Regions from separate parts of the Homo sapiens genome. Here all the other regions are linked to region 2. A link is a loop called in an ENCODE intact Hi-C map of the cell type or tissue named here. Cell type or tissue: CD4-positive, alpha-beta T cell. All regions are shown on one strand. Region 1 has its middle 86 kb from the start of CSNK2A3. Region 2 holds the start of LOC105376548 (a long non-coding RNA gene). Region 3 has its middle 9.5 kb from the start of SNORD97. Region 4 has its middle 88 kb from the start of LINC02752. Region 5 has its middle 79 kb from the start of LINC02752.

Region 1 (5,000 bases), 110 kb before region 2:
ACTGCCAACAGCCATATAGCTCCAGCAGCCTGCATCACTGCCTGAGGCCTTTCTCTGGCCATAGGCACCTGCTTAGCCCATGCAGGGCAGACAGGAAGTATTAGAGAGCTTGGTTCATAGGAACAACCCCCAGCCAATAAGGGATAGGCTTCCTCACCCTTCAGGGGTGCAAATTGGAGGCCTGATCCTGTAGTCTCAGACAGGCCCTGGAGGGACTCAGCCCCAGTTGCTCCTGAATGCCCCTGGCCTTTCTTCCCTTTCCTGTCTCATATCCCTCACTCCTCTGCACTTGCCCCAATCACCTCCCAAATGCTTGTCCCTGAGTATGCTTCTGGGAGAAGCAGCTTACGCCCACTCCTTCGGATTGTCCCCACCCATGGCCCATCTGCACCTGGACACCAGTGATACCCAGATCCACGTGTGCACCCCAGAGCTCTCCTCTAAGTTCCAGGCTTGATCTCTCACTGCTGATGGGCCCTGGGCAGGCGTGTGGCCATAATGCAGACAATGCTGATCTGAGGGCCCCCATAAGGCCCGGCCCAGGGACCAGGACCAGCACCACCTCCACCAGGTGCTCGAACCAGACACTCCTCGCGACTGAGCTCTTCCTGTCCTCACCCTCCACCACCCCTTCTTGCCCTCAGTATATTATGGCAGCGATGCCTCCGAAACAGCTCTGAAATCTTCCCCAAGCCTCTTCAACACTCACAGACAGCCTCCCCAACTCATCTATCCTCCACACTGTGATAGCTACAAGGGTCTTCCTGAAATACAAATATGATCAGATCCCTTCCTTCCTGAAATCTTCAGTGGGTCTCATCAAAAATTTTAAATGACTAGCTCAGGCACCAGCCTTGAAGCTTCCTCATTTGGTGAATCCAGAGGCTGAGTGTCAGAAGCCCGGTGTCCTGGCTGCCACACACACCTGGTGGCATGGTGTTAGTGCCCCACATCCTCTCCCCTATTTTGAGGAAGTTTTGGGGGAGGTATATTAGTTTGCTAGGGCTGCTGTTACAAAGTGTGACAAACTGGGGAGCTTCAACAACAGAAAGGTATTGGCTCACTGCTCTGGAGGCTGGGAGGCCAAGATCAAGATGTTGGCAGGGGTAGCTCCTTCTGAGGGCTGTGAGGGAAGGATGGCATGGATCAGTTCTGGGTCTTCTCCTTGGCTTGTGCTTGGCCTCTTCTCCCTGTGTCTCTTCACATCCTCTTCTTTCTATGCATGTCTCTATTTCCAAATCTCTTCTTCTTCTAAGGTCGCCAGTCGTATTGGATCAAGACTTACCCAAATGACCTCATACTAACTTCATTCCCTCTGTAAAGACCCTATCTCCAAATAAGATCACATTCTGAGGTACTGGGGGTTAGGACAAGTTTGGGGTCAGGTGACACAATTCAGCCTCGAAGCTCCCTCCTTCAAGGAACAGGGACATAGGGGAGGGGTGGTGAGGGCCAGGCCAGGCCAGGCCCCAGGAGGCTGCCTACGCTCATCCCGCCTTGCTCAGGCAAGTCCTTCCTTGTTGGGGGACATCCCCATGGTCCTGACCTCCACAGAGATAAGGGTGGGCACTTCACAGGTGACAGGGAATTTTTGCATAAGTATCTGAGGCATTCATCATTGTCCTCCATGTCCACATCTCTTTTAAAGAAAACTATCCCAACCACAGTCCCAGGTGTGACCCTGTTTGTGCCATGACCATAGCTGATTCAGCCTGACCCATGGACAGGTATTTTGTTGGCTGCTGAGTAGGTAATGACTAAGCACAAAAATGACCAGCTGGGGCCAATCAAATTTTGCCTGTGAATTTGCACCATGACACACCATATTCAGCCAATTGAAGAAGGCCAGGACCCATGGCCATGCACAGGATGTACCTGGGGAAGAGCCAGCCTCAGAGGACCAAGAAACTAGACCCCTGTGCAGGCTGGGATCATGGGGAAAACCACAACTAAGCAGAGAAAAGAAAGGAGCTGATGAGCAAAAGGCAGCAAACTGGCCCTGGAGCTGCCTGGGTTTCCTCCTCCCAGACCCAACCCATACACACCCTGATGTTTTTTCTTTTCCCTCAGCTGGTTGACCAGCTCCCTGCTCTTTACAACAAACAAGACTGATAGAAGCAGGATGTAAAGATTTTAGATACCAGGACCTACTCCCTCACAGCCCCTCGCCCATGGGGGAATGCACACACAATCCCTACAACGGCTGTGCACACATGCAACAGAGGTACACATGTTTCACCATCTATGTACACATCCACGCACAGGTTAACATAGCCACACACATACACATATGCACACACATGCAGCAGGTTGGACACATGCAGACATACATGTACATACTCAGATACACAAACGTGCATGAGTGCAAACACACTGACTCCATAGAGAAAAGGGATTTCTGCTCCTCCCAGAATCTGCTTTTATAAGAATAGGGCTGTCATCATTTGACATGGCCCTTGTGAAGCAAAGGTTGTTGGAAATCAGAGCTCTTTTATTCTTACCATTTCTAATTACAAGCAAGAGATGTAAGGGGGTTCTGAGGCAAGACAGAAGCATTCACTCTCTGCCCTTCAGATTTTATCGCCATGGTCACCACTCTCTAAAACCCAGTAAAACAAACAGAATAGTCACCCAAAAACGTGTCATCTCTCAGCCATGCTCCTTCTCCTGCCTTCAGCTCCAAACAGGAGGGAGGGGAATGAGGTAGACACCCTAGACCACATCTAGCACCTGACCCCATAAGACCCTCAAGTCCCACTGCCCTGCCCTCTGCCTCAGCCAACCTCTCTACCCACAGTCAGGAATTTTAACCTTCCTTGTTGTTTTGGAAACAAGATTGGGCAGAAAGGGCCTGGAGAGACATTAGCCCTAATGTGGGTGTCTTTTAAAATTATATGGTGTAGCCACATCGTGGAAACCAGGTTTTAAAGACTGTCACCACATAATGTCTCTATGTCCCTGTCCAATTGAGCCAAGTTGTCCAGATCTGTACCCTCTGAGTATCTCTTCCTCCCCGTGAGCCCCTCCCATTGCCTTCTGGCTCCTGCCGCTGCCACCCTCGCCACAGCCTCTAGGGGGCACTGTGCTCCCTTCGTGCTCCCACCCCCAGGTTCCTTTACAGTCCAGGTGAGGTACACTAGGATTTCCAAAAGGAACTGAACTACTAAAGGAGGACTCCAAGGAAATGATCCTCAAACCAAAGAGATGGCGTGAGAGTTATTTCTCCCCAGTACTTTCTGTTCCCTTAAGTTGTTCTACTCACGCCTTTCCACGGGCCTGGTCTGTCTTTGGTTTCTAATCATGGAAATGCTCCTGGTAGAACCTGACCCTTTCCCCAACAAGGGGAAAAAAAGCCCCTTCTGTACTCAGGATATGAGTCGGGGCCTCGGATCTGGGGAAGGGGAGATGAAATGAAGAGAGTTTAACAACCGAAGTTCTTCGAAAGCATGGCTAGGGTAGGGTGACGAACCCTGAGACAAGAGCAGAAGCCCTTCCTACCCTTAGAGCTAGAGGGGCAAGGAGAGGGAGGAGTGCCAGCAGGCTCACTGGAGGCTGCAGCCAGCAGGACCCCACAGCCAAAGGCAGAAGAACCCCCACTATAGAAACCACAGCTGAGCGAAGAGGGAAAAACCACAGCCAAACGAAGGGGGGGGAAACCCCCCTCTCCATCTGCTGTCAGATATTCCACCAAAGCCTCCCACTGGCCAAACCCAGCTGGGGGTGGGGGTCGGGGGAGCCACTGATTCAGCCCACAGGGGTCAATACAGAGCAGGCCAAGAAGAGCAGGGAATGAGTCACCAGTACATGCCACCCTCAGCCTAGCCCTGGTCTGGATGTCACAGGCCACTTGCCCATCCTGTCTTGCCAGTTTGCATCCCTCTCCCAGTCCCTGAATACTCTTACATGGACACTAACCATACCACTTCCTTTGACATTTAACCATTCCTTTTATTGGTAAGAGAGAGGAGACAGGAGAGAGATCTCCCCAATTACAGCATGAGCCACCTGAAGACATCATTGGCACTGCATCCTTCTGTCCAATTCCTCTGGGGTCATTGAGACCCAGACCCCCTCTCATAGGCTTGCTTCCTCCTTATCTCTAAGGAAGGTGGTCATGAACAGCCCCAGCCCCATCAGCATGCAGGGACCTGCAGTTTTGATGCCCTAGATGAGTCTGGGGTGAGTTTTGATCTTGTAGCCTTGGAATCGCAAACAGACTCCATCTGTTTAAGGGCATTCAGTTGGTCCTGGCTGCCTGAAGTGATGTGTTGGGGAGGATTCTGAGGGTCTGGCTTCCATAGGCAGGAGTATCAGAGAGGATGAGCAGGAGATGGGTGAACTGTGTGTGTTATATATTTGGCCTTTCCATCCTGCCCTTTCTACCCCGTCTGCTGTGCTGGCTGAAGAGGTCCTTCTCCCATCAGGAACTGAATGTCCCCAAAAACCTCAGCCCACTGGGTTGGTGCTCTGGAGCTCCACCTTGGCTAGGGTGCTACCACCAAGGGGTCACCTACTCGTAAGTGCTATGCCCTGCTCCAAAGACACAAACCCTTGGTCATGGTCACCTGCCCAAACCATGCGAACCCTCCATATGCGTTTGAGGTGCTGGCCTTTGCTATGGATGCAGGTTCCTCAGCCCCTCGCTCTTTGAACTCTGGCTCCCTCCCCTTTCCATCAGGGAAGGGGCTCCAGTCTCAGTATATCTGCTCACCTGCTGAGCTCACTGGATTATGAGTGGTGTGTAAGAAGATCCTAAAAATGATAATAACATCAACTAATTGATGACTTTGATGGCCAGGCACTGAGGTGAGTACTTCTATTTTCTCATTTAATATTCAATATAACCTTATCACGTAGCGCTATTATTAGCACCCTGTTTTACAGTTGAGAAAACTAAGGCACAGAAAGGCCAAATCATTCGATAAGGACATATAACTAGCAAAGGCTGGATTTGAACCCAGGGAGGCTGACTGTAGAGCCTTCCCTTTTATCCTCTTCTA
Region 2 (5,000 bases):
GATCCTAATCCCACAGCTACAGGTAGTCATCTTCCATAGGTCAAAAGCAACCACTCCTCCAGCATCTCCTGGGGTGCCCTTGCCCCTGCACATTGGCTTGAAGGAGGGCACAGTATTGCTGCTTGACCAGGAATAATATTTTTAGGAGTTTAAAGAAAATAAAGAGAATCTGTTAAAGGCAGTTTCAGGTTCTGGGCATGAAAAGAGATACAGTGCTTGAGCTTCTGGAAATCAGGAAGGCTTAAAAAGTCAAAGAGATATTTGAATGACTGCCTTTGGGACTGGAAGAAACCCAAACAATTAGAGGCATGAAGGTATAGCACTCAGGGTTTGATAGGTGGAGGTGCATCCCTAAAACCAGGTCTCTGGGCTCACTGGAGCCTGACCTCATTTTCAATTGCTGAAAAAAAATGCACGCGATAAGCTCAGTCTGAAGATGCTTTGACAATTGTTCGAATCAGCCATTTTCCTAGAGGGTTTTGTTTTATTTATAATTATTATATTTTATTTATTTGTGTTTTTCTCTTATGATATGTTACCTTTTGTTTAAATAATTGGGCATCCCAGACCAGATTATCTAGAAATAAACTGGTGCTTTTCTGTGGTATTTCTTTAAAGGCAAGTATATTTTTAACTCGATTTATCTTTTTTGGTACACTCAATGACTTGTCTCAAAACAGCTCCATCAACTTTCTTAACCTAAATCCTTGTTCAAGTTTCCTAGTCCCTATCATTAAATTAAAACCTTTAAAGTATTTTAATTTAAGCCTTATTTGAAAAGATCATACATATCTCATGATTCCCATTAAAAATTAAGTAATTGAAATGCACACATATAAAAAATATGTATGTACATATTATATATTATTATATACATAATATGCCAGAAGGCAGAATTTATCTTCCATGGACTAACATTTTGTCAGAAAAAGAAATTGATAATCTGGTTTCTGGCATAGGCATGTGCAGCCTCCCCCCCCCCACCGCCCGCCCCCATACAGGATCCCTGGGGCAGGCATGGACAATTTCATCTCACATCTCTCTAAGGAATGACAGGTCAGCTCTGTGGCACATGGTCCCCCTCCTGCAAGGTCTGGCCTCCTCATGATGCTCAAGGTCCATTGGGAAGATTCCAGAGTGTGAGTGACTTAGGGGAGAACAGAAAGAAGTCTACAGAAGGTTGGGTAGGAAGAGACCTCAGCACACCAGGCTGCAGCTGAGACAAGGCAGGGCTCCCTGGGCAGCTCTGTCTCCTCCATCTCTATGTAGATCATTTTTCTGCCCCTCGTTTGGTGCACACTCCTGCCAACAGGATCTTGGAGGCAAGCTGGGTAAAGATTAGGCTGCCATGAGACCTGAAGCTGGTGCTCTATGGTGCATGTTTGGGAGAGCCCAGGATCTCCACCTCACACCCAGGCCCTGCTCGCCAGCTGAGGGCAGCTCTGTGATGTGTGATGTCAGTGCTTCTGGGCCGGCGATGGTGTGCTGAGCAGAGCTGCCATAGACACCCACCCCTACACCTGGACATGTCATGCCTACAAACACAGGACCTGGAGAAACCAGGAGCCATTCTCAATCCACCTTGGAGCTCTAACTACCACTGAAAAGCTTTGCTGGGACCCCAAATCATCTGGCTTTAAGGAGCTGTCAGGAAACTCTACAAAGGGCTTAGCTGGCAACTAAGGGATAAATGGCTAATCACAGTTTAAGTGGTGCCCACTTTCTCTCTGCCCCAGTGTATTAACTTCAAAAATCGAAAGAATGGAGGGGCGCTAATGGTGGGGGCAGGGACAGAGAGCCCTGCCCAGTTTCCCCTTAAACCAGAAGGCATCCAGACCCTCATCCAAGATTTCCGTGGCACCGAGAGCCCAGGGATGGTGGACGAGAAGGCATCCAGTCCAGCACGCAAGGCTTCCATGGCACCAAGAGCCCAGGGATGGTGGTTTCAGTGTCTGGTAGAGGAAAGTTGCCTTTATGCACCTTCCAGCAGGGGGCTCCGGGAGCTTCATGCTGTAGAGTAGGGGAGTCAAGGCCCTGTTTTATCTCTGCAGTTGAAACAGTCACAGATGTCTATGTGCTATTTTCAAATGAAGTTCCTCGTGGAAACTGCGCATGTTTTTCTCAATAACCACCCCACTACCACTGCCAAACTAAATGAAGCAACAAGCATCAATTTATATCAATTCAATATTTATACAAACTGTGATTATCTCTTATGGATCCGAAGCTCTGATTGGCAGTTACATATGGTTTTGATGATAAAAGTATGAAAACAAATTTATTATTATCTGCAAATGAAGGGTATATGGCAGATAGGATTTTCCAGAGCATGGAGAAATAACACAAAAGATATCCCTGGTGATGGGAAAGCTGAGAACTCTAAAATAAGAATACTAGGGGCAGGGGTACCAGATCAAGAAAGGTTGTCGGACTGGATTATATTTGTTAAAGAGAAAAGCCATAGAGCATAGTAGAAATGTCGGGATGCAGAAGAGGAGAACTCCGGGCCACGGCCTTGCTATGTGATGGTGGCCAAGTGCCTTGCCTTGGATCTTTCACGGCTGGACCCTGGAGGGGTTGGACTTGCCTGATTCCCCCTCTCAGGGGCAGAGCCGTGGACCCAGCCCAGGGGAGGGGGTTAGGGAATGTGGTGCACACGAGGCCTGGCTAAGCTAGGGCTCAGGACAGGACTTGTGGCAGGAAGGATCCCACGTTGTTAACCCAAGACAGCAGATAGGAGTTGTTGCAGGTCCCTCTTCCGGAAGCACCTCTGAAACGGAAACGGTGTGTGCGGTGTTTATCAGGAAGTGCTCTCAGACTCCACGCCCGTGGGAGTAGTGAGAGGCATAGGATGGGACAGAAGGAGATGCTAAACAGTGATGCAGAAGCAGCGAAGACCTCCGCAATCCTGCAGGGAAGCTTGGGAGCTGGTACGGCCCTGCAGAGATGCACTGAGGTAGGGCGAGGACCCCGGCCCTCTAATCCCCCGCACTGACTCGACATTGGATGCACAGCCCCTGGGAAGGGGATGTGACGGGCGAGGTGGCTCTCGGCATCTGAGAGCAATCCCTGGCGACAGACTCAGCTGAGAGCTCATCTGAGGGCAATCTCTGGAGACAGACTCAGCTCAGAGCTGTCAGCAGCCTGAGGACTGTGTTTCTTCTTGGACGGGTAGGGACCCCAGGGGAACCCGGGCAGCACACCTCACGCCCCCTGCAGGCACAGTGCTGCAACTACAGCCAACCATCCGGAGGGGAGAATTCAGGTGCGAGAGGCCCAGGGAGGAAGCCGAGGGAGACTCCAGGCCCTAGTGAGAAGGCAGCGCACAGCCAGCAAGGCGGACCCACCTAGCTGGGTCCTGCCTGCAGACATCGTAGTCAGCATCTGCGGCCGTGGCGTCAACCAGTAGGAAGCGGATTAGGACCCAACCAGGCTCAGCCAGGCTCCACCACGCTAAGGTTCTGGGCTCTCCCAGCATCTCTGAGGACTGAGGGAGGCCCCAGCCTGGGCAGAGGACACCTCTGAGGTCGTGCAAATAGTTTTCTATGAAGCTCGTCTTCTGCTGCTCTTCCACCCATTGTCCATCAGTCCTTGCCACTTCCTTGTCCTGGGCATCAGCTAGCCTGGAACCCATCAAGGAGGTCAGAAAGGAGTCAGGATCTGTAGTGGAGGCTGGGGAGGTCAACCAATAGTCAGAAGCCTAGGCAGGCCGGGCACAGTGGCTCCCGCCTGTAATCCCAGCACTTTGTGAGGCAGAGGCAGGAGGATCTTTTCAGTCTAGGAGATCGAGACCAGCCTAGGCAACACGGCAAGACCTTGTCTCTACAAAAATCACTTGGGGGTGGTAGTATCCACCTGCGGTCCCAGCTACTCAGGAGGCTGAGGTGGGAGGATCCCCTGAGCCTCGGAGGTCGAGGCTACAGTGGTTCATGATCATGTTACTGCACTCCAGCCTGGGTGACAGAGTGAGACTCTGTCTAAAAAAAGAAGACGACAAAGAAGTCATCTAGGCAGCAGTATGGTAGACTGCAGAGACAGTGAGATTTGGAGGCAGACAGACCTGCCTTCAATGTTCACCTCTGCCACTTTTGGGCTGTGTGACTTTAAGCAAATTGCTATACCTCTCTGAGCCCCATGCTGCCCATTAATCCTAGCACCTATCTCTCAGTACTTTATTAAGTCTCCAGGATTATTCCAGCTGCTATTTTACCACTGCCTCTGACTTCTTTTGAACTCTGACCACTGCCTTTTATTTAGGATTATGACACACATCGTTAGCTCTAGGATTCCTCGCTGAGTCCCAAGTCTAATTGTTTACAGACATCCTATGTCTAACTGCATCCCACCACTCTCTGCTTCTCCTTAAGACTGGTCCCCACTTTGCTATCAGCTGTTCCATCTCAGCATCTCTTACTCTTTTCTTCTCAGCCTGACTGCTGCTGGAGCCCAGTGTGAGTCCTGGCAGAAGAAATCTGCAAACCCTAGTCAGATGTGTTTCAGCTTTGCAGTGGATGGTAGGGCCACCCTCCCGTTGGGGTCAGGTCAGAGGACATGACTCTTTAACATTACTGAAATTACAAGTTTCTTGAATACAAGATGAAGGAAGAGGTCAAATATCAAGTAGTAAGTCACACATTTAAAACAGAATTTGGCTTCTACATTTTCTTGGGAATGGGTAGAGAAAAAAGCTTCCCTTTCTCTGTTTAAAGAAATCAAAACTTTAGAGGGCTCTAGGAAGAACAAAGAGAATCTTCACATAAGAAATAGAATATTGAGAGCCCTTATTAAGATAATTTTCTTGCTCAAAGATTGAAAGACTCAGTGCCTTTGGAGTTTGGCTCTGGTTGAGGGAGGGGATGGGATGAAGTGACAAATGCCTCAGAGGTTATGGCTAATGGTGCCTTTGGAGAGAGAAGTATTGGGACATGTGTGTGGGAAAACAGGTTTCAGAATGTGATGGCAGCCTCCAAAATGGCCCCAGTGATGCCCTGTCCTGGTGT
Region 3 (5,000 bases), 360 kb after region 2:
CCAGGCTAGAGTGCAGTGGCGCGATCTTGGCTCACTGCAAGCTCCACCTACTGGGTTCACGCCATTCTCCTGCCTCAGCCTCCTGAGTAGCTGGGACTACAGGCGCCCGCCACCATGCCCGGCTAACTTTTTGTATTTTTAGTAGACACGGGGTTTCACCGTGTTAGCCAGGATGGTCTCGATCTCCTGACCTCGTGATCCGCCCTCCTCGGCCTCCCAAAGTGCTGGAATTACAGGCGTGAGCTACCGCGCCCAGCTTCAAATGTCACTTTTATTAGTAAAGTCCTCATTGTCAATTCTGATAACCTCCTGCAGATCTTAAGGGGCAGGAAAGAAATTCATATATATATTTAAAAACTCTAAACACATCCTCATCCCTCTTTCCTTTTTGTATCTCCATGTCTCATTACATGACATACTGCATGGTTATATCTGATTCCTGCTAGAATGTGAAGAGCATGAAGTATTTGACAGTTTTTTTCACTGCTGTATTCCCAGCATCTAGAACAGTGCCCAGTGCCCGGTAAACTCAAATATTTGTTCAACCAAATCATGAATTAATAAAATTACCCTACATGGCAGGATGTGGACATAGAGGAAGGAAGTAGTGGGAAGACCTCAGACTCGAGTTGTAGATCGATCTAGGGTTAATCTCTAACACAAGCAGGGTGATCTTAGGTAAGATATTTTTTATCTGAGTCTTGATTATTTTAGAAATTATTTTAGAAAATTTAGCTTGGGCAACGTGGGGAAACCCTGTGTCTACAAAAAAAAAAAAAAAAAAGTAGAAAAATTTGCTGAGTGTGATGATGCACACCTGTAGTCTCAGCTACTCAGGAGGCTGAGGTGGGAGGATCACCTGAGCCGAGGAGGTCGAGGCTGCAGTGAGCCATGATCACGTCACTGCACTCCAGCCTGGGCAACAGAGTGAGACCCTGTCTCGAATGAATGAATGAAAATGTGGCTAACGTGCAGCTGTAGTTCCAGCTACTCTGAAGGCTGAGGTGGGAGGATTGCTTGAGCCCAAGAGTTTGAGGCTGCAGTGAACTATGATCGTGCCACTGCACTCCGGCCTGGGAGACAGAGCAAGACCCTGTCTCAAAAATTTAAAAAAAAAAAAAAAAAGAAAGAAAGAAAACAGGGTTAATACTTAAGGATTGTCATGAGAGCTAAACAAGCTAATATGTAAAAGTCACTAGGGAAAGCATCCCACATAGCAGCCCAATAGATATGAATGTCACCCTCCTTTCTAAGATTCCTCCCCAGGAGAACTGCTTCCATCTTCTGAACTAACAAGATCATTGGCTAGATATAACTAAAGGGTATAGCTCAGTCTTATTTGATCAATCAAAAGCACTTGCCAGTTGACTTTCCTCTTTCCCACTTTGTTTTTCTCCCAGCTTCTCCTCAGTCTCCTTTAAAAGCCCTCTTTTTTCACCTGGCCCCTGAATGTTGCTGTTTTGCCTCCCTCCTTCAACACTGTCACTCACTTCTGTGGATCCGATTACCAGCTATCTGCTGATGACATCTGTATCTTGAGTCCAAACCCCTTTCCAGAATGTCTAACTCGCACATCCAACCAGCCCCTGGACATATTTCTGAATGTGCCACAGCACTTCAAACTCAATATTCATCCCTAAACTTTTTGCCGCAAACCAACACTCCCTCCCTTTCTAACTCTGCAACCATAGCCTCATGCAAACCAAAAACGAATCACTTTCTCACTAGACAATTTTCCAAGCAAAGTCCTACAAGAATATGCAAGAGCCCTGGACGAGGAGACACCTGAGCACAGGGCAGAGAGTAGCGGACACAGGACATTCAAGTCCCACAGCCTGCCCTGCCCCGCCCCGCAGCCCTGCCCTTGCCCGTCCTGACCCAGGGGGAGCGCAGGAGGCTGAGCTGGACCCAGGTCCCCGACCGATCAGCAACGCTGTCCCACAGCGCCCTCTGCCGGGATGCTGGGAGACCACCCCTGGCAGGTGGGTCGGGTTGCAAGGCTCTGGCCCTTGTCCTGTACGGCCCACGCGGAGGCAAGACCGAGACCCACTGGTCACGCTCATGGAGAGGGGGAAGTGAGAATGTTGCCCTGGGCTTGGTCTCCTGTCAACGGTGCATGACACGACGATGTGACTGGTAAATGAGCAGTGACTCCTCAAGAGCTGCTCAGGTCAGCTGCACAGCATGCCGAGCCACAGAGCAGAGCGCAGGCCCCAGCTTCCCGGGTCATCAGTCTCGGAGCCTAGGCCAATCGCTGCACCTCCCCAGGCTCTATCTGACTTACCTGTGAAATTATCCTTGGTCTGCCCAGCTCTCCAGTGCGTTTCGAGGGGCCGCATCGCTAGGTATGGAACATCAGTGATGGACAGCTGTGGAACTGTTCTACAAGTCCATGCGTCTCGCAAACATGTACTGAGTACATATTTGCCAGGGGCTACTCCAGGGCCAGAGATGTAACAGTAATGAGACAGTCTTCTTCTGGAAGCAACGTTCTGGGTGATAGCAGAGAGACAGTAAATCAACAAACGTACAGTGCCAGGCAGTAAAAAGTGCTGTATGCAGGGATGCGAGTAAGGGCTAGGGAGTGGAGTGAGTGCTGCTTGAAAGAGGGGGTTCTGGGATGGCCTCAGGAGGAGGTGGCCTTTGAGCAAAGATCTAAGAGATGCCAGGGGGTGAACTCCACAGCCATCTGGAGGAACAGCATTCCTGGCAGAGGGGAGGCCAAGCTGGAGGCCCTGAGATTGGGAACGCACCTGGCCTGTCTGAGGAACAATCTGGCCAAGCAGAGGGCAAGGGGGTTTGAGGCTGAGGAGAAGGGCGCCGGCCAGTGCAGAGAACTAGTCAGACCCAGTAAGGACTTTGGCTTTTATGCTGAGTGAGATGGGCTGCCTTTGGAGGATTGCTTTTTATCATTTGTTAATATCAATCCCTCATTAAGACCAGTGCAGTGCCTGCACTGCATCCTGAGCTCTGCTAGGACATATTATGATTATTGTAGCTAATGTTTGCCGAGGAGTTAGCATATGCCAGGCTGGACCAAATGCATCAAGGTAGTCATCCCTTGTAATCATCCCAACATCCTTGAGGCAGGTGCTTCACTATCCCCCTTCACTATCCCCATGTCTGAGCCCCAAACTGAGGCTCAGAGAAGCAAAGCACCTGCCCAAGATCTTTCATGTATTTGGCAAGTAGCTATGAACGCCTTTTCTGCATTGTATTAGGCTGTTTTCACACTGCTATAAAGAAATACCTGAGACTTGGTAATTTATTAAAAAAAAAAAAGAGGTTTAATTGACTTACAGTTCCACATGTTTGGGGAGAATTCAGGAAACTTGCAATCACGGGAGAAAGTGAAGGGCAAGTAGGCGCCTTCCTCACAAGGCAACGAGAGAGAGAGTGTGAAGGAGGAACTGTCAAGCACTTATAAAACCATCAGATCTCCTTGTGAGAACTCCCTCACTATCATGAGAACAGCATGGGGGAGACCGCCCCCAAGATCGAATCACCTCCCACCAGGTCCCTCCCTTGACACATGGGGATTATGGGGATTACAATTTGAGATGACATGAGATTTGGGTGAGGACACAGAGCCACATCATATCATGCATGCTCTTTTGAAGTACTGGGCCACACATCTATTAAGTCATGGGGTGGTGATTCAAGCCCTACACTGTAACTCAGGAGCCGGTGCTCATACCAGATACACCAAAATGCATGTTGGGGTAGGGGACAGAAACTGAAGAGAGAAAGTAAAGGACCCTTTGCAGAGGCAATGAGCTCCTCATGCTTGGAAGTGTAACCAGGGCGGAATGAGTGTAGGGAGGGGCAGGTGCTTCTGAGGGTTGGGGTGTAGGACCGGAGGTGAGGAAGAATCAGCCCCCTAATCCTTCTGTCATGGGTTGAATTATGTCCCCAGCCCCCAAAGATATATGCTGATGTCCTAACTCCAGGTACCAGTGAATGTGATCTTCCTATTTGGAAATAGGGTCTTTGCAGATGTAAGCAAGTCATTAGAGGAGGCCCTAATCTGATATAATGGTGTCCTTATAATAAGAGAAGTGGCACACAGACATGCAGGGTGAGTGCCATTTGATGACAGGGGCAGAGATTGGAGTGACGTCTCTACAAGCCAAGGACTGCGAAGGTTTGCCAGCAATGCTAGCAGCTAGGAGAGAGACATGGACAGATTATCTCTAGAGCCTTCCCATGCCCTGCTGACACCTTGATTTTGGACTTCTAGTCTCCAGAACAATGAGAGAATATGTTTTTGTTGTTCAAGACACCCTGTTTGTGCTACTTCATTACGGTAGTCCTAGAAACTAATACATTGCCCCCAACCCCAGTACCATCACTTCCATCCAGGGCCACCGTGCCCTCTAGCTCTGTCCCTTCCTCTCTCCTCCCCTGAACCCACCAGCTGCTTCACAACTCAGCTAGGTACAGAAAGGTGAGGGAAGAGCTTGGACGAACCAGTAAATAAAATGAGTGAATGAATGAGCAGTGGAGCTCTATTTTGTTCTGAGAAAAATTCTTTGAAGAAAATTAGTAATCTACTTTAGTACTAAAAAATTAGAAAATAAGCCAAAAGAAAAGATATAAAGCTAAGCCTATTAAAATTTTTCATAATTTGGGGTGAGGTGACTTTTCTTTTCTTTGCTTTGCTTCTTTTTTTTTTTTTTTTTTTTTTTTTTTTTTTTAGAGTCTCCCTCTTTCTTCTAGGCTGGAGTGCAATGGCATGATCTCGGCTCACTGCAACCTCCACCTCCCGGGTTCAAGCAATTCTCCCTGCCTCAGCCTCCCGAGTAGCTGGGATTACAGGCGCCTGCCACAACGCCCGGCCAATTTTTGTATTTTTTAGTAGAGACAGGGTTTTGCCATGTTGGTCAGGCTGGTCTTGAACTCCTGACCTCAGGTGATCTGCCCGCCTCAGCCTCCCAAAGTGCTGGGATTACAGGCGTGAGTCACCGTGCCCGGCCTAGGGTGACGTGACTTTTCTAAGC
Region 4 (5,000 bases), 130 kb after region 2:
AAAGAAACCTGGAGGACAACAATGTAACCAAGGGATCAATGCCACCATCACCCATGAGACAAAGCAACCACATGTGCCTTCAAATACCATGTTCTGAGAAGGACACAACATACATCTGTGAGTTTCAAGCTCAAATGCAAGATCTGAATCTCATCATAAGGAAATGTTAGACAAACCCAAACTGAGGGACAATTTACAAAATTACTGACCTGTGCTATTCAAAAATGTCAAGGTCAAAAGCTCAGGAAATATTCCAAATTAAAGCAGACTGGAGAGATATGAGAAATAAATGCAATGCTGGATCAAATCTTGGACCGGGGGGAAAATTGCTATAAAGGCAATTGGCAAAATTTGGATTTGGGCTGAAGATTAGATGACAGCATTTTGTCAGTGTTAAATTTCCCAATTTTCATCATTGTACCATGGTTATATAACAAAATGTCCTGTTCTAATAAAATACACACTGATATATTTGGAGGTAAAGGAATATAATGCCTACTTACTCTCAAATGGTTCAGGAAAAAAAACATTAATACTTAGAACAAATGATAATGCAAATAGGCCAAAATGCAAACTTGGTGAATCTGAGGGAAGGGTAAATGGGAATTCTTTGTACTATTGCAATTTTCTGTACATGTAAAATTGTATCAAAATTAAAATTTACCCCCCAAAATCTTTTTCCACCAGTAAAATTTTTTCTTAAGTGAAATTCCACCTGGAAGCCCAATGTGTCCAACAAATAAAATTGGAGTCATTTGAGTGAAATGGGGATGGTAGCTCCAGAGGTCTGCCCACAGATTCCCCTCCCACTGTCCACAGCTACATCTGAAGGGCAAGGCCATAGCAACTTAGCTGTTCACAACCAGTCCCTCTCCATCAGAGCATTGGATGTGCCTAGGGTGGCATCTCTGTCCTCACCCCTCTTCAGAGCCTCTTCCCTGATCACCTCTGCCCTCCACTTTCCTCTGAGTCACGCTCACTGTGCTAATCAGGCCTCTTCCTAATATTTATGCAAATATGTTAATTGCAGAGAATTCTCACACTGTCTGCTATTGCCTAGGGTCCATGACACTCAGAAACGTTCTTCGCCAATCACACAGGGCTTCCCAGTTGCTAGTCCCATTTCTGCTTCAGGCTGCAGCTGCCCACACCTGTATTACAGATGGACTTCAGAAGAAGGAGCTCTTCTTGAAGAAGTCAATGCACTATGCTGATCCCTGCTATCTCCTCTTGGCCCTGTAAAATACCTCTGGCAGCTGCAGTGGAACTCTTTGGCATTAAGCAAGGAAAAGATACTGTATTCATTCCTACTGCAACAAACTACCATTATTATGGTGACTTAAAACAACACAAATTTATTCTCTCACAGTTCTGGTAGTACATAGCCCAAAAACCAATTTCACTGGGCTAAAGTTGGGGTGTTGACAGTGCTAATTCCTTCCAGAGGCTTTGAAAGGAGAATCTGTTTCCTTGTTTCTTTCAGCGGCTGGTGCCTGTCTGTCTTCCTTGGCTTGTGGCCTCCTCCTCCATCTTCAAAGTTCATCAATTCAATCTCTGCTTCCACCATCATATCACCTTCTCCTCTTCTGTGGAATCTCCCTCTGCCTCTCTCCTATCAGGACACTCATGATTACCTTTAGGGTCCACTCAAAGAACCCAGAATAATCTCCCCGTTGCAAGCTGCTTAATCACAGCTGCAAAATACCCTTTGCCATATTATAAAGTAACATTCACAGGTTCTGGGGATTCAGAAGTAGATATTTTTAGGGGCTACTATTCAGCCTACCACAGAGACCTAAATTGATTGCTGCCCAACAGGTTTTCCCTGTTACTCAAATTCCCCAGCCTTTATGATGATTTGCTGTCTTTCATTTAATTATTCCCCCAGGTGCACTGATTTGAGTTCAGAGTAGCTCGTTTGTAACATACACTGCCTTCGTTTTGCTGCTCTGCCCTATTGTGCCCCCTGCCGGCAGGTGACACTACAGAGCTTGTACCCGCACAGCCCTCACCTCATACATGCCCATTGTCAAATGAATTGATGGATAGCCCTAGCCCTGGATGGAATCCCCTGAAAGCAACAGAAAGGGGGTTGAGCAAGAAGATCCTCCACTGTTTTCCAAGCCTCTAGCTGGGGCAGATTGAGGTCTCCCTGGGAGATCTCATCAGCAACAACCACACTCATAAATCAAAAAGGAACTGAGCCACAGTGCTCCTGGAGAATGAAAGGGAAAAAAGAACATTGGTTCATGTTTGGGCTGATTCTAAACTATATGGGAATGAAAGCTTTGGGGGTGATGAATTTCCCTTTAATGCTGTCACATCTGTAGTCCTGGAGGTTTAACCTCTGATTTTTGGCTGTAAAACCAACATTATTTCTGCAAAGTTGACACCAGATGCTGCCAGAGAGATATAGCTAAAGTGATAAAAATCTATTTAACAGATTTAGTGAAGCAAATACAAACTAATTAACAATTTTAGAATTGGGATTAAACACTAATTCTTTTAAACCATAAAAACTGAGATGAACAAAAGGAAAAAAAAATCTTCTCCCTCTGAATAACTCAAAGGAGCCATCTGTTTGTCATTGAGAAAATGGCCCAATTGATAAATTTTGAACAAATTCCTACTTTTTTTCTGGATTTGAATGCATTATGGACAGCCAGCCCAGAAAGAAGGCACATTACTCCCTGGCTAATGTGTCAATCTGGGCTTCCCTGAAGCTTCAGAAAACAAGCTATTTGTGTACTGACTCAGAAATAAGGAGGCAAAGACTAAAATGATATCTTTATGAATCATGCTTGAGGCATATGTTTTTGACCATTAGTAAGAAACGATGGCCTGAGGTTCCTTCTAGCTTTCTCATGCAGTAGCCATTGGTGAGACACAAATTCTTCATTAGCATCTCTCAACAAGGGCTGAGGAGCCTCTCTGCTGCCATTCTAAGACTTCCCAGAATGGCCAAATTAGGCCAAGTCTGAACCATAAAATTGTGGAAACTGGACTTGCTGACCTCCCGTCTCCCCACCTGGATGTTCTCAGCCTCAATATGCAGTTTAATTCTAGAACGCAGGCTATACAATTAATCCCATCCTAATCAGGGTCGGGCAATGAGGAGAAATTCTGTTTACTCTGGTCGCAAATTCAGTTGATTTGACATCAAATCTGATTGTTGGACCCCTTCTGAGTGTCCCCTGGGAAGAACTCAGATCTATTGTGAGCTACTTGAGGATGGAGATCTTTGCATCCCTTGGGCCTAACCCAGAGGCCTGCATATATAAATGCTCAATTAATAATAATAAATTACCACTTGTTGAGTGCCAATTATGTGCCAGACACTGTGCTATCCCGTTTAGTCCTCTCAATAACGCTATGAAATAGGTGTTATTATGATCCATGTTTATGAATAAGAAAACTACATCTTAGATTAAGTAATTTGTCTAAGTTCATACAGCTCCTATGTGGCAAGATTAAGTTAAAACTCAGGCCTGTCTAATTCCAGAACTGATCTATAACCACTTACACATATTCTGCCATATGCATGTACACAATAAATCATTCCTTCACATTTCACTGTATTCTAAAAAAATGTTTGTGATTACTTTTCACAAATACAGCTAGTAGAACTCAATTGGGAGTATTGAGTTTCAGGAAAAATAAGAGTGGAAAGTCAAATTGTTAAGTGCATCGTCAGTCCAAATGAGGTCAGTGGCAGCACTTGGGGAACAATCTGAGGTACTCCTTGAGGTTTGGTCCTTGGACTCTTGAAGCAGGCAAGGCTGTGGACAACTGGTTTGAATGGGACAACTGCCAGAGAAAGTCCCATCAAGCTATGATGACCACAGAAAAGTTGACCAAAGACCATGGAGGGTGACCTGCAAGTGGACCAAGCCTGTCAATAGGATTTTGGGAACAGATCCCACAGATCTGGTACCATGCTGCCTCATTTTCTCCCAAGTGGGTCAGTGTTTGGAGTCTAGAAACAACATGTTTTAACAACTCAAAATTCTTCATTGGGTTGGGGCGTTATCAAAGCCAGTTACAGCCCATATCCTTTTTATCTGCCCCTCCTGTAAAAGGCAACCAAGCTCATGGATTCCTTGTAGTTGTCTGAACGTTTCCTTGGTCAGTGTTCCTTCTTTACTCCAAAAGACCCTTTACAACTAGAAATATAGGCCATTCTCTTGGGACCTCCTAATGGCTATTATCTAAAATTCTCCTGATGATACAGATACACACTCAAATATTAGAATAGCATAAACATTTTTCAGACTAGAGTTTCCAGTCTGTGCTTCTGGACAATGAGCAGCCAGATTAGACCCCTAATTCCTAAGCCTACCACTGGGCAGGACGGCAAGTGGTCACTATCAGAGAGGCATGGCAGCACCATACCAGATACAGAATAATAGTTGAAGAGCAGAACGCGAATGAGCAATTAAGTTGCCTCAGTTTGCCAGTAAATCTGAGAACAGACCAACTTTGCTGGGATATAGATTACAGCAGGTAGAAACTGATTTTGTCACCCTCTGGCAATTTAAGCCCCTGATCTTTCCCTCAATTCCTGCCCCATATCAGGGAGCTAGTCATGCCATTGGGCTTTTCATGCCAGTATTTCTCAAACTAAGCCCACTGGACATTTTCTCTGAGTTCATGAGATTCTGATATTGTTTTTTTAATTTGTTTTCATATTGATGAAAATATAAAAATAATCAATATTCATATCTTGTGGGTCAACTGAATGACCAACTCAAACCACAGAATTTCTATGTCCACATGTAGATTTGTGTTTATGACAGCATAAGGGTCAAATAGAACTGCTTTAATTCTCTCAGACTAGTGAAAAATGAGTGTGATGGACTTCAACACAAACAATGTGATCATTGACAAGTGAGGAACAAATGACCTCACAGCATCCTGTAGAAACAAAAGTGTCATGATATTTAGGATAGAGGAAGATGGAAGACACACTGAGTCATCATGCGGCATGCAGCACATTCAGC
Region 5 (5,000 bases), 120 kb after region 2:
CACAATTTAGGATAGATTCATTAGCTTTGCTGACAGCCACAACACATAGCTGGCTCATAATGAGTGTTCACTCAGCTAAAGCTCCCCAGAGCTTTGCACCCTGGCCTCTGCTAAGCCAGCTTTCCTCGTCCTACACTTGAGCAATTTGTTGTTTGGAGCCTTCATTCAGGATTTTCTCATTATTGATTTCAGTTCCACTCAACAAACACCTGCTGAGCTAGGCACAAGCGCAGGTTGCTGGGGAGCTGGGAGGCGCAGGCACCATTGAGCTCTGCACTGCTATTTTCTACCCCTAGCCCTGCTCAGAGTTCCTCTGGGCTCCCCTGCATCCCCGCTCTGAGGGCCTGGCACACACTGCACTCTTCTCCCAACAGTTCCTTTTGCCTTCCTCAAGAGCAGAGCCACACCTTGAAAATTGCCAGGTCCCTGGAGTAGTTTTTGAGTGACCAGAGCTGTGCCAAGCAGGGTATTTTTGTTAGTGAGTGAGCAGCTGCCCAGAACATTTCAGGAGATGATTTACTCCTTCTCTCAGAGCTGCTTATACCAGAGCTCTCTGTTCCTATCACAGCCTGTACCTCCCATGAAAACCCTGTCACAGTTTCTGATCTGAGAGGAGCCTGTTTGCCTGAAGGAAGAAAAATTCTCTGTTTCTTTCTGCCAGGTTTTCTCGCTTGTCCAGGATGTGTCCCCCTGGCCTGGAAATGGGGGTGGAAGTGTAGGGGCTATTAGCTGACCCCAGCCTGGATCCTGCCCAGCAGTTTGTCTGCAGCTGGAGGGGCCATGTCCTTGGCCCCTACCCTCTGACAAGCTGATAGTGCCTGGGCTTAGTTATGAAGCATTCAACCCCATGAGGCCGGGAGACCGTAGGATAATTCTGGCCCTTTCCAATTCCTTGACCCAAAGCTTGCATTTTAGCTAAAATGTCTTGCAACTTGGTTTGGTGCAAATGGTGGCTGCATGGTATTGTGACAAGAGCTCTAAGCTGGGAGCCAGAGACCTGGGTCTGGGTTCAAACTCTACCACTCACCAGCTATGTGACCTGGGTCTGGGCCTCAGTTTCCTCATCTGCCACAAGAGGGCTGACATATAGACTCTCCAAAGGCTCTTAACGTTGCAGTATTATCTAGTAGTGTGGGTTGTGAGCATGGCTAAGGAGCCAGAGTGCCTGGGTTCACCCCAGCTGTGGCATTTACCAGCTGAGTGACCTGAGGCAAGTTACTTAGGTTATTTAAACCTTACTTCCCTCATCTGTCCATGGGGATAATACTAGTACTTACCTCCTAGGATTCTTATGAGGATTAAAGAAGCACAAAAGTGCTTACAGTGGTGCCAGGCACATAGTAAATGTGCAATAGCTGTGGTAGTGTTCTTGTTTTTATCACTAAGTACCAAGCTGAGTCTAGCCTTAGCTATCAGGGATGGGGCTTCCTGTAGAAGCAGCTGTACTGGCAGCATTGTGTCTTCCTTCATCCTGACAGAGTCTGTGAAGTCAGTTACTACAACAGGAAAACCAGTGACCTCAGAACCAAAGTTCACTTGAAGCCCCCTCCAGCCCCAGCCTCAGCCCAGCCCAGCCCTGGACCTAGCCCAGGCCTGAGGCTTCCCAACCAGGCCCAGCCCCAAACTCCCTCCCTCCCAAGCTCAGGCAGACCCCTGGGCCTGACGGGTGGGTTAGCACACTTGGGCCCCCAAGTCCCGAATCACCAGGCGATTAAACTTGCCTTTTATTGTGGTCCTGAGGATTATAAACAAGCAGGCCTGACATACGGGTCATTCCTGAGACTCCTGCTTCATTGGCTTTAAGGCCCCCTTGGCGGTAAAGAATTTCAAAGCTGCTAACACCATAGTATATTAAAGTGGAATAAATTCCTCTGAATGGTCCTCAGGTGAGAACCAGTGCTGAGCAAATACCTCCTGGTTTCCTCTTGTAGAACCCAAGACTGACCCCTGGTGGTCTGTAAGACCTGCTGAAGCCCAGACTTCACCATGGTCATCCTTGAGAACCTTCTGTGTCTGAATCTGGTGTTCTCTCTTTCTCTCTCTCTCTCTCTCTCTCTTTCTCTCTCTCTCATCTATTAGAACTCTCTCTTTCTTTGTTCTATCAAAGAAAAGACAGAAGTCATTTCCTGAGTCCCTTGGGGGTGGGAATGGCATTGGAGGGAAAGCTTCAAAGCCAGTGCTCAAAGTAGAGTGGCAGAATATACCGTCCTGCCCTCACCCTCTGCACAGACATCAGAGTCCCACTTCTGGCACATAGCCAGGCAACCATCACTGGGCTCATGCTGCACACCCTGCTTTAAGGCCAGGACCAAAGAGCTTGGTCCCAGGCTGTGTCTACACAACCTATGCCTTCAGGGCCAGTGTCTAGACAACCTGCATCTCAATAATCCAATCTGCATACCATGCTTTTGTAACTCCTGTATGTGAAGTTCATATCTCTACAATCCAATTTCTGTACACTGTATGTCTCTTTAACATTTGTCTCTACAATGTATCTGTACACTCCATGTCTGTACAACTCCCCTGTACATAATCCTGTCCTGGGAAGCACATATCCACACAACACACTCATGCTGTCACATGGGTTTCTGCACACAACATGTCAGGGCAGAGAATGGATGACCAACCAGGAGGAGTTTTGCTTGTGGCTCATTTTGAAAAGAACGCCTTCCTCCTCAATTCATACTCCAGGATGGTGACCGCAAAAGCCATCTGGATTGTTCCTCCAGAAATGGCTCATTTATCTCAGGACTTCATAAAGAAAAGAAAAAGTTAAATGAGAAGAGCTAAAAACCTTACTGAGAAATGGCATGAAAAAGAGATTCTCTGTTATGTTTTTGAGGTAATCAAATTCACTATATTTTACTTGTAAAATAAACTTTGAAAAAAAACCTATCTCCAGCTATGCTTCTCTTTTAAAGTAGTTCACACTGTCCGTTTCTACTAATTGAGTTAATTAGCACAGTATCAGTGATGTCATCATCACAAAGGTTAAGGTTAAGGTTAAGAAGGTTAAGGTTAAGGTTAGGTAAGGTGAAGATCAAATTTCTGCAGAAAATATAGTTCACAACTTTAAACAAGATAAAAAAAGACTGTTTTCTCCAAAAAAAATGAAATATTCTTCATTACAACAAATATATTGCAATAAATGTTTCCTATAACAATTTTAGAGTCTTGAGCTTAAAACTATTATTTAAAAATTAAACTTTAAAAATGTTTAATATTAAGGGAAGGCTCTTTGTCCATTAATAAACAGACTTAGAAACTCAATTTTATGATGACAAGATATAGAATAAGCATAGATTTCACTTAAATGTTAAGGCACAAACTATCTAAATAGTTGCTAAGATTTTAGCCATCTAATCTTGTTTCTCAGTGGAATGCTGCTGGCATTTGGGGTTAAGAATATTCTCACCATGTGTCAGGTTGTCCCAGGCACTGCGGGATATTTAGCATTCTTGGTCCTGTCCACTGAGTACCAAAGACATCCCCCAGTCAGTGTGACAACCATAACCACTCCCAGACATTTTCAAACACACCCCCATGGGGTGGTACTGACCCCAATTAAGAAGTGCTGGTCTCACATGGACACAGGAAGGGGAACATCACACTCTGGGGACTGTTGTGGGGTGGGGGGAGGGGGGAGGGATAGCATTAGGAGTTATACCTAATGCTAAATGACGAGTTAATGGGTGCAGCACACCAGCATGGCACATGTATACATATGTAACTAACCTGCACATTGTGCACATGTACCCTAAAACTTAAAGTATAATAATAAAAAATTAAAAAAAAAAAAAAAAGAAGTGCTGGTCTCAACAAAACTTAATTGCTTATCCAGGACTCTACATTCTCAAAGCAGGGGTGGACAGCTCTTTAAGTTTTCCTCGAGGTTTTTGTTAAAAACCCGTAGGCTTTGGCTTTAACTTATTTTTTATTGAAACTTTTATTGAGATGATTATAAAGTCACATGCAGTTATAAGAAATAATACAGAGGGAGTCTTTGTACATTATGTCCAGCTTCCCCATGGTAACAAAATGTTTGTTTTGTTTTGCAAGACTATAGTACAATATCACTGATTGACACTGACACAATCCACACATCTTATCCTGATTTCCTACTTTACCTGTACGGATTTGTGTGTGTTTGTGGGGTGGGGGGTGTTTCACACATTGTTATCACCTGTGTTACGCTCATGCCTCCACCACACAGTGAAGACATTTCAACACCACCAGGATCCCTCATCTGACCTTTCATAATCACACCTATCTTCCTCCCACGCCAACCGCCTTCCCCTAGGTCCTAACCCTGGGCAACCACCAGTCTGTCTCCCAATTCTAAAATGCTCTCATTTCAAGAATGTTATATAAATGAAATCATGCAGTATGCAACCTCTTGGTATTAGCTTTTTCCATGCAGCAAAATTCCCTATAGATTGATCCAAATTGTTGCATATATGAGTACAGGTAGTTTGTTACTTTTACGGTTGAGTAGTATTCCATGATATGTACGTACCACAGATAGTTTAACCATTCAACTGTTGCAGGACATCTGGACTGATTCCAGTTTTTAGCTATTACAAATAAACCTGCTATAAATATCTGTGCACTGCTTACTGTAAATGTAAGCATTTCTCGGGGAGAAATGCCTGAACCTGTAATTGTTAGGTAGCATGGCAGTTGCATTTTTTTAAAAGAAACTGTTAAACTGTTTTCCAGAGCGGTTGTGCCATTATTTTGATATTATACATTCTGCCCATTTTCTTTTTTTTTTTTTTTTTCCCCCGAGACGGAGTCTCGCTCTGTCGCCCAGGCTGGAGTGCGGTGGCGCGATCTCCACTCACTGCAAGCTCCGCCCCCCAGGTTCGTGCCATTCTCCTGCCTCAGCCTCCCGAGTAGCTGGGACTACAGGCACCCGCCACCACGCCCGGCTAATTTTTTTGTATTTTTAGTAGAGACAGGGTTTCACCGTGTTAGCCAGGATGGTCTCGATCTCCTGA

The links. A loop is a pair of places that touch in the nucleus more often than their neighbours do. Peaks named below come from ENCODE experiments on the same cell type or tissue, not always from the same donor. Only the 100,000 strongest peaks of a DNase experiment are listed, where the experiment ranks them.
Region 1: a loop joins it to region 2, with 3 times the contacts of the local background. A loop is called at or near these places in 10 of 110 quality-filtered maps.
Region 3: it touches region 2 in a loop (3-fold over the local background); 10 of 110 quality-filtered maps call a loop at or near these places.
Region 4: it touches region 2 in a loop (10-fold over the local background); 43 of 110 quality-filtered maps call a loop at or near these places.
Region 5: it touches region 2 in a loop (10-fold over the local background); 48 of 110 quality-filtered maps call a loop at or near these places.

The regions. Positions count from the first base shown.
Region 1 is chr11:11,264,275-11,269,274 of GRCh38, reverse strand. No RefSeq gene overlaps it. Among named protein-coding and RNA genes, the nearest start is that of CSNK2A3, 86 kb to the left of the region's middle. RefSeq lists an enhancer at 3,638-4,139. In CD4-positive, alpha-beta T cell, CTCF peaks have their summits at 2,895 and 3,098 (motif pointing right); a DNase peak (open chromatin) is centred at 3,074.
Region 2 is chr11:11,154,377-11,159,376 of GRCh38, reverse strand. The region is part of intron 3 of LINC02752 (long intergenic non-protein coding RNA 2752); the gene reads right to left. It overlaps LOC105376548 (a long non-coding RNA gene), which reads left to right and starts at 2,816. Exons shown (of 3, transcript XR_007062592.1): 1 at 2,816-2,956. In CD4-positive, alpha-beta T cell, CTCF peaks have their summits at 1,784, 1,983 (motif pointing right), 3,002 and 3,203 (motif pointing left); DNase peaks (open chromatin) are centred at 1,986, 2,786 and 3,216; H3K4me3 peaks cover 1,258 bases; H3K27ac peaks cover 666 bases.
Region 3 is chr11:10,789,587-10,794,586 of GRCh38, reverse strand. No RefSeq gene overlaps it. Among named protein-coding and RNA genes, the nearest start is that of SNORD97, 9.5 kb to the left of the region's middle. RefSeq lists a silencer at 1,830-1,969 and enhancers at 1,630-2,179, 2,180-2,729. In CD4-positive, alpha-beta T cell, CTCF peaks have their summits at 1,758 and 1,957 (motif pointing left); a DNase peak (open chromatin) is centred at 1,946.
Region 4 is chr11:11,025,242-11,030,241 of GRCh38, reverse strand. No RefSeq gene overlaps it. Among named protein-coding and RNA genes, the nearest start is that of LINC02752, 88 kb to the left of the region's middle. In CD4-positive, alpha-beta T cell, CTCF peaks have their summits at 1,772 and 1,977 (motif pointing left); a DNase peak (open chromatin) is centred at 1,971.
Region 5 is chr11:11,033,966-11,038,965 of GRCh38, reverse strand. No RefSeq gene overlaps it. Among named protein-coding and RNA genes, the nearest start is that of LINC02752, 79 kb to the left of the region's middle. RefSeq lists enhancers at 1,122-1,622, 1,623-2,123. In CD4-positive, alpha-beta T cell, a CTCF peak has its summit at 1,956 (motif pointing left); a DNase peak (open chromatin) is centred at 1,935.